2 separate regions of the Homo sapiens genome follow, and region 1 is linked to region 2. Evidence: chromatin contacts called from ENCODE Hi-C or POLR2A ChIA-PET data. All regions are on one chromosome and are shown on one strand. Each heading gives the region's core, a stretch centred on a gene start or an enhancer-like site at or near the end of the contact. The rest is flanking DNA. Distances are from core to core; before and after follow the strand shown.

Region 1 (5,016 bases), core at 1,418-3,917, 170 kb after region 2:
GGTGGAGGTTACAGTGAGACGAGATGGAGCCACTGCACTCCAGCCTGGGCAACAGAGCGATCTGTCCGCACCCCCACCACACCCCCCAAAAAAAAGTTATGAATGCAACTTTGCATTTTTAATCTTCTTAAATAACTCCTCGGGGCTCAAGCAATCAATCCTCCTGCCTCAACCTGGAACTACAGGCATGCACCACCTCACCCAACACATTGATTTAATAAAACTGAAAATCTCTACAAAGAACTGAAGTTTACATCCAAAAAATAAGCCAGGAGAGATGAACAGGCAGAGCACACAGGACTTTCAGGGCAATGAAACTACACTGTGTGATATTCAGGTGGTGGCTACATGCCTCTATAAACTTGTCCAACTCCACAGAATGTAGATCACCAAGAGTGAGCTCTACTGTAAACTGTGGACCTTGGGTGATAATGTTTCATTAATTGCAGTTTAAGTGTACCCCTCTGGTGGGGGCTGCTGAGGGAAGAAGGCTGTGCTTGTGTGGGGCAGGGGGTATATGGGAACTCCATTAAATTTTACTGTGAATCCAAAACTGCTCTAAGAAAGTCTGGCTTTTTTTTTTTTTTTTTTTTCTGAGACAGAGTTTCACTCTGTCACCCAGGCTGGAGTGTGATGGCACGATCTAGGCTCACTGCACCCTCTACTTCCGGGTTCAAGTGATTCTCGTGCCTCAGCCTCCAAAGTAGCTGGGATTACAGGCACCCACCACCACGCCTGGCTAAATTTTTGTATTTTTAGTAGAGACAGGGTTTCACCACGTTGGCCAGGCTGGTCTCGAACTCCTGACCTCAGGTGATCCACCCGCCTCGGCCTCCCAAAGTGCTGGGATTACAGGCGTGAGCCACGGTGCCCGGTCTTTTTTTTTTTTTTTTTTCAACCTAGCAAGTGCTAGGTATGAGACTTGGCTCCATCTTACATTTTCTGTCCTCCTAGAATTTGAGAATATTGTCACCTGAAAGGGCCAAGGGCCATGAAAAAGAGAAATGCAGTGAGTGCTAAATAGAAACAGAAAGAATGAGATGACCAAGTGCAGGATGTGCGCTGCTGTCCATGTTAAGGATACACCATGCAGACAGTGGATAAACCACTGCAAACGGATGGGACACGGTTCTCCTTCATCACAACTCGTTCGAAAGACAACCTATGTTTACTAAGTAATCAACTAAACACTGAAAATAACCTTATGTATCTGAAATAACACGCCTCAAACATGAACTCCCTTCTGTGCAGAAGAGTTAACATAATAGGCTTCAGTCTGCTGTCTTTCGAAAGGCCTGCTTACAAGGCTGGTCTCTGGCTGGCATCTGAGAACTTGGATTTAGGGAGGGTTCCCACCATTCCCTGATAAAGATGGCTCACTGTTGCCAATCTGTTGGTACAAACGATCTGGTTTATATTAAACCTGTTTTCCTTCTGGGAATCTGGATTTGGACATGTGCTAGGCAGGCAGAGGGTACTTAAGTGACCAGCCCCCAGCTGCTCTCTAACAAGACCCCTGGTAGACAGCATTTCTCACATATTGTCACAGCTTGGAATAATGATGCGTATCCCGTGTGATTTCCCTGGGAGAGGACTCTTGAAAGCTTGCGCCTGGCTTCCTCTGATTTTCATCTCCTGCGCCTCTTCCCTTTGCTAATTTTTTTTTTTTTTTTTGAGATGTAGTCTCCCTCTGCCACCCAGGCTGGAGTGCAGTGGTGTGATCTCGGCTCACTGTGGCCTCTGCCTCCTAGGTTCAAGTGATTCTCCTGCCTCAGCCTCCCGAGTAGCTGGGTCTACAGGCGCCCACCACCACACCCAGCTAAACTTTCTATTTTTAGTAGAGACGGGGTTTCACCATGTTTGGCCAGGCTGGTCTTGAACTCCTGAGCTCAAGTGATCCGCCCGCCTCAGCCTCCCAAAGTGCTGGGATTACCGGCATGAGCCACTGTGCCCGACCCCATTTGCTGATTGAGCTTTGCATACTTCCCAGTAAAAAACTGCAGCCATGAGTACAAGTATTTGCTGAGTCCCAGTACATCACCAAGCCTGGAGGCAGTCTTGGGGACTCTCAACACACATTCATTCCAGAAAACTTGATACATGTTTTATAAGTCCGGTGACCAGGGAAAAGATGATTAATGGCCACTACTTATCAAATAATTAATTCATCAAGCATCCATGGACCATCTAGTATATACATCACATTGTATCACAACGTGAAGACACAAAACACTAGTGGGATGTACTCAAGGTACTCAGTCTACACGGAGAAAATACAACTTATTCACATTGGAGTATCAGTCACAGAGGTATTCTTAACATAGCAAACTGCATGGAAACTTGGAGAAAATTTTAATTAGGAACTAACAACTTTAGTTGGGTTTTTCCAGCAGCGATCACCCTGGCTAAAAATTGTGCAGAGGGAAACATTCATTCGAGGAAGAGGAACAGCCTCAGAGTCGTGAAATTTCTACCCAAGGCCAAGCCAAGGTCTCACAGATGAGAGGAGAGCTGGGTGAGGGCCTGGGTTTGGCTGACAGCGCCAAGTCCCACTCCACAAGGTGGGTATTACACTCGCTTTACAGGTGTGACTCAGAGAAATAACATGACTTTTCCCCAGAGTCACCTCATTAACACTCCACAGAGCAGAAAAAACTCCAGCCCTCAGGCTGCAAATCTTGTGCTCTTTTTCTATGCTAAGAGTCTCTGATGATGTAACTTCTGCAACACCACAGAGAACCAGCTAATTTCTCTAATACATGAAAACCTCCAGAGAATTTCTAAGATCAATCTTAGAAACAGAAAATCTCAGTAACAGAAAAATGGAAAAAAGGAACGGAGAAAAGGAAAACAATAGGAAAAATGCTCAACCTCATTCATTCTGTGAATTGTTCTCTGATCACAATGCCAAGGCTTCATTGTGAAGGTGACGGTGTGGGTAACAGGCACGTATCCACTGGTCATGTGCATATGACAGAATTCTAGTTGGCACTAAAAATCACCTGTGCATTCACACGACATTTCTAGAAGGGTCTCAAAACCAGACTGGCTGGGAAGCAGTCAAGGTTGATTAGGTTGAATTTTGTACCGATGACTAGTAGTACTTATTCCAACAAACCCTCTCCACAATTTACCCTGTTATTCATACCTACAATTGAAGCTTAAAGCCAATCTTGAAAGCCAAGTTTTCAGAAAAGCCCAAAGCCAGTAATTTTATATAAACAGTTTATGGATGTATACAACAAACTCAAACCACACTTCTTTGCTTTCTGTGTGTTTTAACTTAGTTGTATAAAAATAATGGTAATAGGCTGGGCGCGGTGGCTCACGCCTGTAATCCCAGCACTTTGGGAGGCCAAGGTGGGCGGATCACCTGAGGTCAGGAGTTCAAGACTAGACTGGCCAATATGGTGAAACCCCATCTCTACTAAAAATACAAAAATTAGCTGGGCATGGTGACGCACACCTGTAATCCCAGCTACTCGGGAGGCGGAGACAGGAGAACTGCTTGAACCCGGGAGGCAGAGGTTGCAGTGAGCCAAGATCACACCACTGCCCTCTAGCCTGGGCAACAGAGCAAGATTACATCTCAAAAAATACATATAAAAATAATAGTAATAATAATGTATAAAAATGATAAAGATACAATGAAGAACAAAGGATACCTTTATACGGTTAGTAATAACATACAGAATACATTCTATACTGTTGACCCTTGGACAACACAGGTTTGAACTGCACAAATCCACTTAAATGTGAATTTTCCTCCACCTCTGCCACTCCTGAGACAGCAAGCCCAATCCTCTTTATCCTCCTGCTCAGCCTATTCAACACGAAGACCGTAAGGATGAAGACTTTTACAATGACCCACTTCCACTTAATGAAGAGTAAATACAGTTTCTCTTATGCTTTTCTTAATAATATTTTCTGCCAAGTGCGGCGGCTCACACCTGTAATCCCAGCACTCTGGAAGGCCAAGGCGGGTGAATTGCCTGAGCTCAGGAGTTCGAGACCAGGCTGGCCAACACGGTGAAACCCCGTCTCTACTAAAATACAAAAAATTAGCCAGGTGTGGTGGCACACACCTGTAATCCCAGCTACTCGGGAGGCTGAGACAGGAGAATTGCTTGAACCTGGGAGGCGGACATTGCAGTGAGCCAAGATCATGCCATTGCACTCCTGCCTGGGCGACACAGCGAGACTCCATCTCAGAAAACAAAACAAAACACACACATACACACACAAACAAAAAACAAACAAAAAGGTTACACATGGGATTTGATTGTGCCCCTAACTCACACATTGTGCAAGGGGCAACTGTATGGATCAGCCCCGTTTCACTAACAATCAATTCTAGTATTTTTCCAGTTTATTCTCTACAAATATAACCTATGGTTTCCAAATATCACCTGTCCTTTCCCATAGTTACAATTTCCTATACTTGAATCATATACTACCTGGACAAGGCCAATGCCAATAATGCTTATGAGCATTTTTTTGTTTTGTTTTGAATTCAATGGAACTATTTCCAGTGGTTTCATTCTTAAATGTCAGCTCTTGGTTTAATTGTATTTTTCTCTATCATGTTAAGAAAGTATCCATTTAGTCCATATTTTTCTAATAAACTTTTGTGATCAGAAATGGATTTTTCAACAAAATTCTAACTCCTCGCCCTCCGGACAATCATTTATGATTAAGTATCATTATTCCTAATTTAAAGAAAATTAAGGCTCAGCGCTGAAGAACAGAACTCAAATACACTGGCTCCAAATCCCACATGCTTTCCACTATACCAGTAGTTCTTAACCAAGGAGGGAGGCTTTTTATAATAATCTCTCCTCAAGCAGCCCTACCCCTTGCCAGTTCAGATGGGAACCATGCATATCTATTTCTCTAGGTTAAGAATTGTAGCAGTTTCTCAAAATGTTTTGTTAGCAGCATTATGACTCAGCAATTCCACTCCCAGATATACACAAGAGAAATAAAAACATAAGTCCATACAAAATTCTTTTTTTT
Region 2 (5,470 bases), core at 134-2,633:
ATTTTTAGTAGAGATGGGGTTTCACCATATTGGCCAGGCTGGTCTCGAGTTCCTGACTTCAAGTGATCGGAATGCCTCGGGCACACAAAATGTTGGAATTACAGGCGTGAGCCAACGCGCCCGGCCAGCCCTATTTATTTAAGCCTATACATTTTGCACTTGTTAAAAGTATTTGAACATACAATTACCATGTTTTCTTTAAGCGGTCCCTCCCTGTTGCACACTTGGATAGTTTATTTTTTTAGACAAGGTTTACTTCAGTCTCGCAGGATAGAGTGCTGTGATGGGATCATAGCTCATTGCAGCCTTGAACCTTGGGGTTCAAGTATCTGGGAAGCTGAGGAGGGACTACAGAGATGGAGTCGCGCCATGTTGCCCAGGCCGCTCTTTAACTCCTGGCCTGAAGGGATCCTTCCGCCTCGGCGGAGCCCGGACATAGTTTTCTAGTTTTGACCCACAGAAACACTGTGCTGGGTCGGAGTTTGTCAACTACCCTTCTCCAGCCAGCAACACACAGAACATGGCGGGGAAGTCACGGTCACCAGGCTCCAAACCGAGGAGAAAACAGCCCAGCTCCAGGCACTGTAGCGTCACTGTGACATCGCCGAAGGCCGGCGCTATTACGTCGCCGGAAGGCCCGCGCCTGTGACGTCAGCGGAGGCGCGCCCCTTCTGTAGAACCAATCGGAACTCGAGGCGCGGCGGCTGGGTATTCCAGGAGAGCGCATGCGCAGACGCGTGGCCACAGACTGCCGGTCAGTGTCAGTAGGCGGCGGGTTAGTGTCCGCAGGCTCCGACTCGGCCGCCGACACCAATAAGCTACAAGGACGAGCTTTACCACTGCCTGTACTACTGCTACCTGCGCGACTTCCCAGCCTGCGGCGTAGGGCGCAGCAAGGGCCTGACGCTGAGCGAGTAGGCGCTGCGCACCAAGCGGCTGTGGCCCGGAGGGCACTGTCGGGCAGAAGCTCCTCAGTGGCCACCACAAGCCCGCTAGCTCCGGCTACAGCCCTTGCCGCACACTCGCGTCACCTGAGCCTGTGTAGGTGCGCCCCCCCAACTCCTCCCCCAGCCAGGTCCCGGGGACACCGGCAGCGTCCCCCACCGCCCGGCGCCGCTCATTCTGGGCAGGATCGGCCCCGTCTGAGGCTACACCGCATTAGGGAGCTGCACCCCTCGGCTTGACCTCTCATGGCCTTTGCAACAACATCAAAGCCTTTGGAACTTTGTAGGGGGTACGAGGGGCTAGGAAACCAAGAAAACATCTCTTTAAAAATATAAGCGATCGGGCCGGGCACGGTGGCTCACGCCTTTAATCCCAGCACTTTGGGAGGCCGAGACAGGTGGATCACGAGGTCGGAAATTCAAGACCATCCTGGCCAGCATGGTGAATGCCGTCTATACTAAAAATAAAAAATTAGCCGGGCGTGGTGGCGGGCACATGTAATACCAGCTATTCGGGAGGCTGAGGCAGAGGCAGAGAATTGCTTGAACCCGGGGGGCGGCGGCTGCAGTGAGCCGAGATCGCGCCACTGCACTCCAGCCTGGGCGACAGACCGAGACTCCAACTAAAAAAAAAAAAATATATATATATATATATATATATATATATATATATTTGGAGCCCGGGAGGTTGAGGTTACCGTGAGCTGAGATTACGCCACTGCACTTCAGCCTGGGTGACAGAGGGAGACCATGTCTCTAAAAAAAATTACATGTGAGTGAGAGCTTTTCTTCCAGTGCTCATGCTCAGACTGAAGAAAGTAATTGGGCCGGCCTGGTAACTCACGCCCTTAATCCTAGCACTTTGGGAGGCCGAGGTGGGCAGATCCCTTGAGCTCAGGCGTTCCAGACTAGCTTGAGCAACATGGTGAAATTCGGTCTCTACAAAAATACAAAAAATTAGCTGGGCGTCGTGGTGGGCGCCTGTAGTCCCAGCTACTCAGGAGGCTGAGGCAGGAGAATGGTGTGAACCCGGGAGGCAGAGCTTGCAGTGAGCCGAGATCGCGCCATTGCACTCCAGCCTGGGCGACAGAGTGAGACTCCATCTCAAAAAAAAGAAAATGGAAACTTTTGCCAGTGATTCCCTTCCTTCAAACTAATGATAAGGAAATGACGCTGTTCTGTTTTGTTTTCTTTTTGCATGTTTTTTTTTCTTTTTTGAGAGAGGGTCTTGCTCTGTTGCCCAGGCTGGAGTGAGGTGGCGCAATCATGGCTCACTGCAGCCTCGACCTCCCAGACTCAAGCAATCCTTTCCCCAGCCTCCCAAGTAGCTGAGACTGCAGGTGTTTACTACCACAGTTGGCTAATTTTTGTATTTTTTGTAGAGACAGGGTTTCACCATGTTGCCCAGGGTGGTCTCAAACTCCTGGGCTCAGCTATCCTCTACCCTCGGCCTCCCAAAGTGCTGGGATTACAGGCGTGAGCCACTGTACCTGGCTGATGCTGTTCTTTTCAAATGCATATTTACTTTTTTTTTTTTTTTTTTTTTTTTTGAGATGGAGTCTCACTCTGTCTCCCCAGCTGGAGTGCAGTGGTGCAATCTTGGCTCACTGCAGCCTGGTCTTGAACTCCTGACCTCAGATGATCCACATGCCTTGGCATCCCAAATTGCTGGGATTACAGGTGTGATCCACCACACGTGACGATTTTGCTCATTTTAGATACTAGAACTTGTTAATTAAAAAAATATATATATTTTTTGAGCTGGAGTGCAGTGGCATGATCTCGGCTCACTGCCACCTCCGCCTCCTGGGTTCAAGTGATTCTCCTGCCTCAGCCTCTCGAGTAGCTGGGACTACAGGCACATGCCACCATGCCCAGCTAATTTTTGTATTTTTAGTAGAGACAGGGTTTCGCCATGTTGGCCAGGATGGTCTTGATCTCTTGACCTCATGATCCACCTGCCTCGGCCTCCCAAAATGCATGAGCCACTGCGCCCAGCCAAAAAAAAATTTTTTTTTGAGGCAAAATCTCACTCTGTCATGCAGGCTGGAGTACAGTGGCACAGTCACAGCTCACTGCAGCCTCGACTTCCTTGACTCAGGTGATTCTCCCACCATAGTCTCCAAGTATCTGGGACTACAGGTACACGCCAGCACACCTGGCTAATTTTTGTTTGTTTGTTTGTTTTTTGAGATAGAGTCTCACTCTGTTGCCCAGGCTAGAGTGCAGTGGCGTGACCTCGGCTCACTGCAAGCTCTGCCTCCTGGGTTCATGCCATTCTCCTGCCTCCACCTCCTGAGTAGCTGGGACTACAGGTGCCTGTCACCACGTCTGGCTAAATTTTTTGTATTTTTAATAGAGACAGGGTTTCACCGTATTAGCCAGGATGGTCTTGATCTCCTGACCTCATGATCTGCCCGCCTCAGCCTCCCAAAGTCCTGGGATTACAGGCATGAGCCACCGCGTCCAGCCCACACCCAGCTAATTTTTTTTTTTGTATTTTGTAGAGAAGGTGTTTTGCCATATTGCCCAGGCTGGTCTCAAACTCCTGGGCTTCAAGCGATCTTCCAGCCTCAGCCTCCTGAAGTGCTAGGATTACAGGCATGAGTCACTGCTCCCAGCCTTTTTAATTCAATTTAAATTATAAATGTGATCGCTATAGAAAATATGTGTATTATTTATCTGCTGCTATGTAACAAATTACTCCAGACCTAGTGGCTTAAAATAAATACTTAGGGCCAGGCACAGTGGCTCATGCCTGTAATCCCAATACTTTGGGAGGCCGAGGTGGGCAGATGGCTTGAGTCCAGCAGTTTAAGATCAGCCTGGGCAACATAGTAAGACTCCATCCCTACAGAAAATGCAAACATTAGCCAGGCGTGGTGGTGCACACCTGTGGTCCCAGCTACTCAGGAGGCTGATGGGGGAGAATCACTTGAGCCCGGGAGGAAGAGGTTACAGTGAGCCAAGATCACAACACCGCACTCCAGCCTGGGTGACAGAGTGAGACTCTGTCTCAAAAATAAATAAATAAATAAATAAATAAATAAATAAATAAAATACTTACTTAGGATCTCCATTTCTGTGGGTCAGGAATTCAGGAGTGGCATAGCTGGGTCATTTGGGCTCAGGGTGTCTCATGACATTGCACTCAAGCTGTCCACTGAGACTGCAGTCACCTAAAGCCTGTTTCCAAGATGGCTCCCTCATGTGACTGCTGACAGGAGGCCTCAGTTCCTGTTACATGAGCCTCTCTACAGGCTGCTTAGGTGTCATGGTGTGACAGCTGGCTTTCCCAAGTGAGTAATCAAAGAGTGAGCAAGGAGGAAGCCACAGTACCTTTTATGATGTAGTTTGCAAAGTTGCAAGCCATCACTTTTGCTTTTTCCTATCTGTCAGAAGGGAATCACGTAACCCAGCTCACATTCAAGGGGATAGGGACTGGGCTCTGCCGTTGAAGAGGGTATCAGAGAATTTGGGCACATATTTTAAATGACCATACTATGTTTAATTATTGCAAGTACGGTCACTGTAGAAAAATTGGAAAATAGGGACAAGCAAAAAAAAAAGTCACTTGTAATTCCATGAATCAATGGATAACATTACTAGTTGGGTGTATATAATTCCAATATTCAAAATATATATTTTCTCAAAATATAAACACACTATATATACTGTCGTGTAATCTGCTCTTTCACCTAATGTATTGACTATATTATAAAAAATACCTTTCATTTTCATGTCAAATATTCTTTCCTTTTTTTTTTTTTGAGACGGAGCTTCATTCTTGTCACCCAGGCTAGAGTGCACTGGTGCGATCTCTGCTCACTGCAACCTCTGCCTCACGAGTTGAAGCGATTCTGCTGCCTCAGCCTCCCTAGTAGCTGGGATTACAAGCATGAGCCACCATGTCGAGCTAATTTTTTTTTTTTTTTGAGACGGAGTCACTCTGTCACCCAGGCTGGAGTGCAGAGGTGCAATCTCGGCTCACTGCAAGCTCTGCCTCCTGGGTTCATGCCATTCTCCTGCCTCAGCCTCCCGAGTAACTGGGACTACAGGTGCCCGCCACTACACCTGGCTAATTTTTTGTATTTTTTAGTAAAGACAGGGTTTCACCGTGTTAGCCAGGATGGTCTTGATCTCCTGACCTCATGATCCACCCGCCTCGGCCTCCCAAAGTGCTGGGATTACAGGTGTGAGCCACCAAGCCCGGCCGAGCTAATTTTTTTTGTATTTTTAGTAGAGACAGGGTTTCACCATGTTACTAGGCTAGTCTCAGACTCTTGACCTCAAGTGATCACCCACCTTGGCCTCCTGAAGTGCTGGAATTACAGGCGTGAGCCAACGCTCCCGGCCTAAATGTTTTTTCTTTATTTATTTGAAGAAGTTCTTTATATGTGAAGCTCATTAACCTTTTACCTGCCACGTGGAGTGTGTCATTTGTCTTGTTTTTGATTTTAAAAAACTATTCATTCCTAGATGGGCATTACCCTTATTAAACAACGAATAGAATATGTGATATCCAA

Evidence for each region. Hi-C counts contacts between places; a loop is a spot of excess contacts on that map. ChIA-PET counts read pairs that join two places held with the same protein, here RNA polymerase II (POLR2A). Pooled maps may share reads with other maps.
Region 1: POLR2A ChIA-PET joins it to region 2 with 12 read pairs in B cell. The contact joins two enhancer-like sites. A Hi-C loop is called at or near these places in 3 of 50 pooled maps. POLR2A ChIA-PET finds 5 or more read pairs at or near these places in 4 of 52 experiments (B cell, activated CD8-positive, alpha-beta memory T cell, activated T-cell and 1 more).

What each region holds. Positions count from the first base shown.
Region 1 is chr7:76,335,879-76,340,894 of GRCh38, forward strand. All of the region lies in intron 1 of YWHAG (tyrosine 3-monooxygenase/tryptophan 5-monooxygenase activation protein gamma), which reads right to left. Among named protein-coding and RNA genes, the nearest start is that of FPASL, 20 kb to the left of the region's middle. Within about 2 kb of position 2,668, at least 3 of the 41 ENCODE cell types and tissues checked have a DNase peak (open chromatin) inside an H3K27ac peak, as active enhancers do.
Region 2 is chr7:76,165,973-76,171,442 of GRCh38, forward strand. No RefSeq gene overlaps it. Among named protein-coding and RNA genes, the nearest start is that of SRRM3, 33 kb to the right of the region's middle. Within about 2 kb of position 1,384, at least 2 of the 41 ENCODE cell types and tissues checked have a DNase peak (open chromatin) inside an H3K27ac peak, as active enhancers do.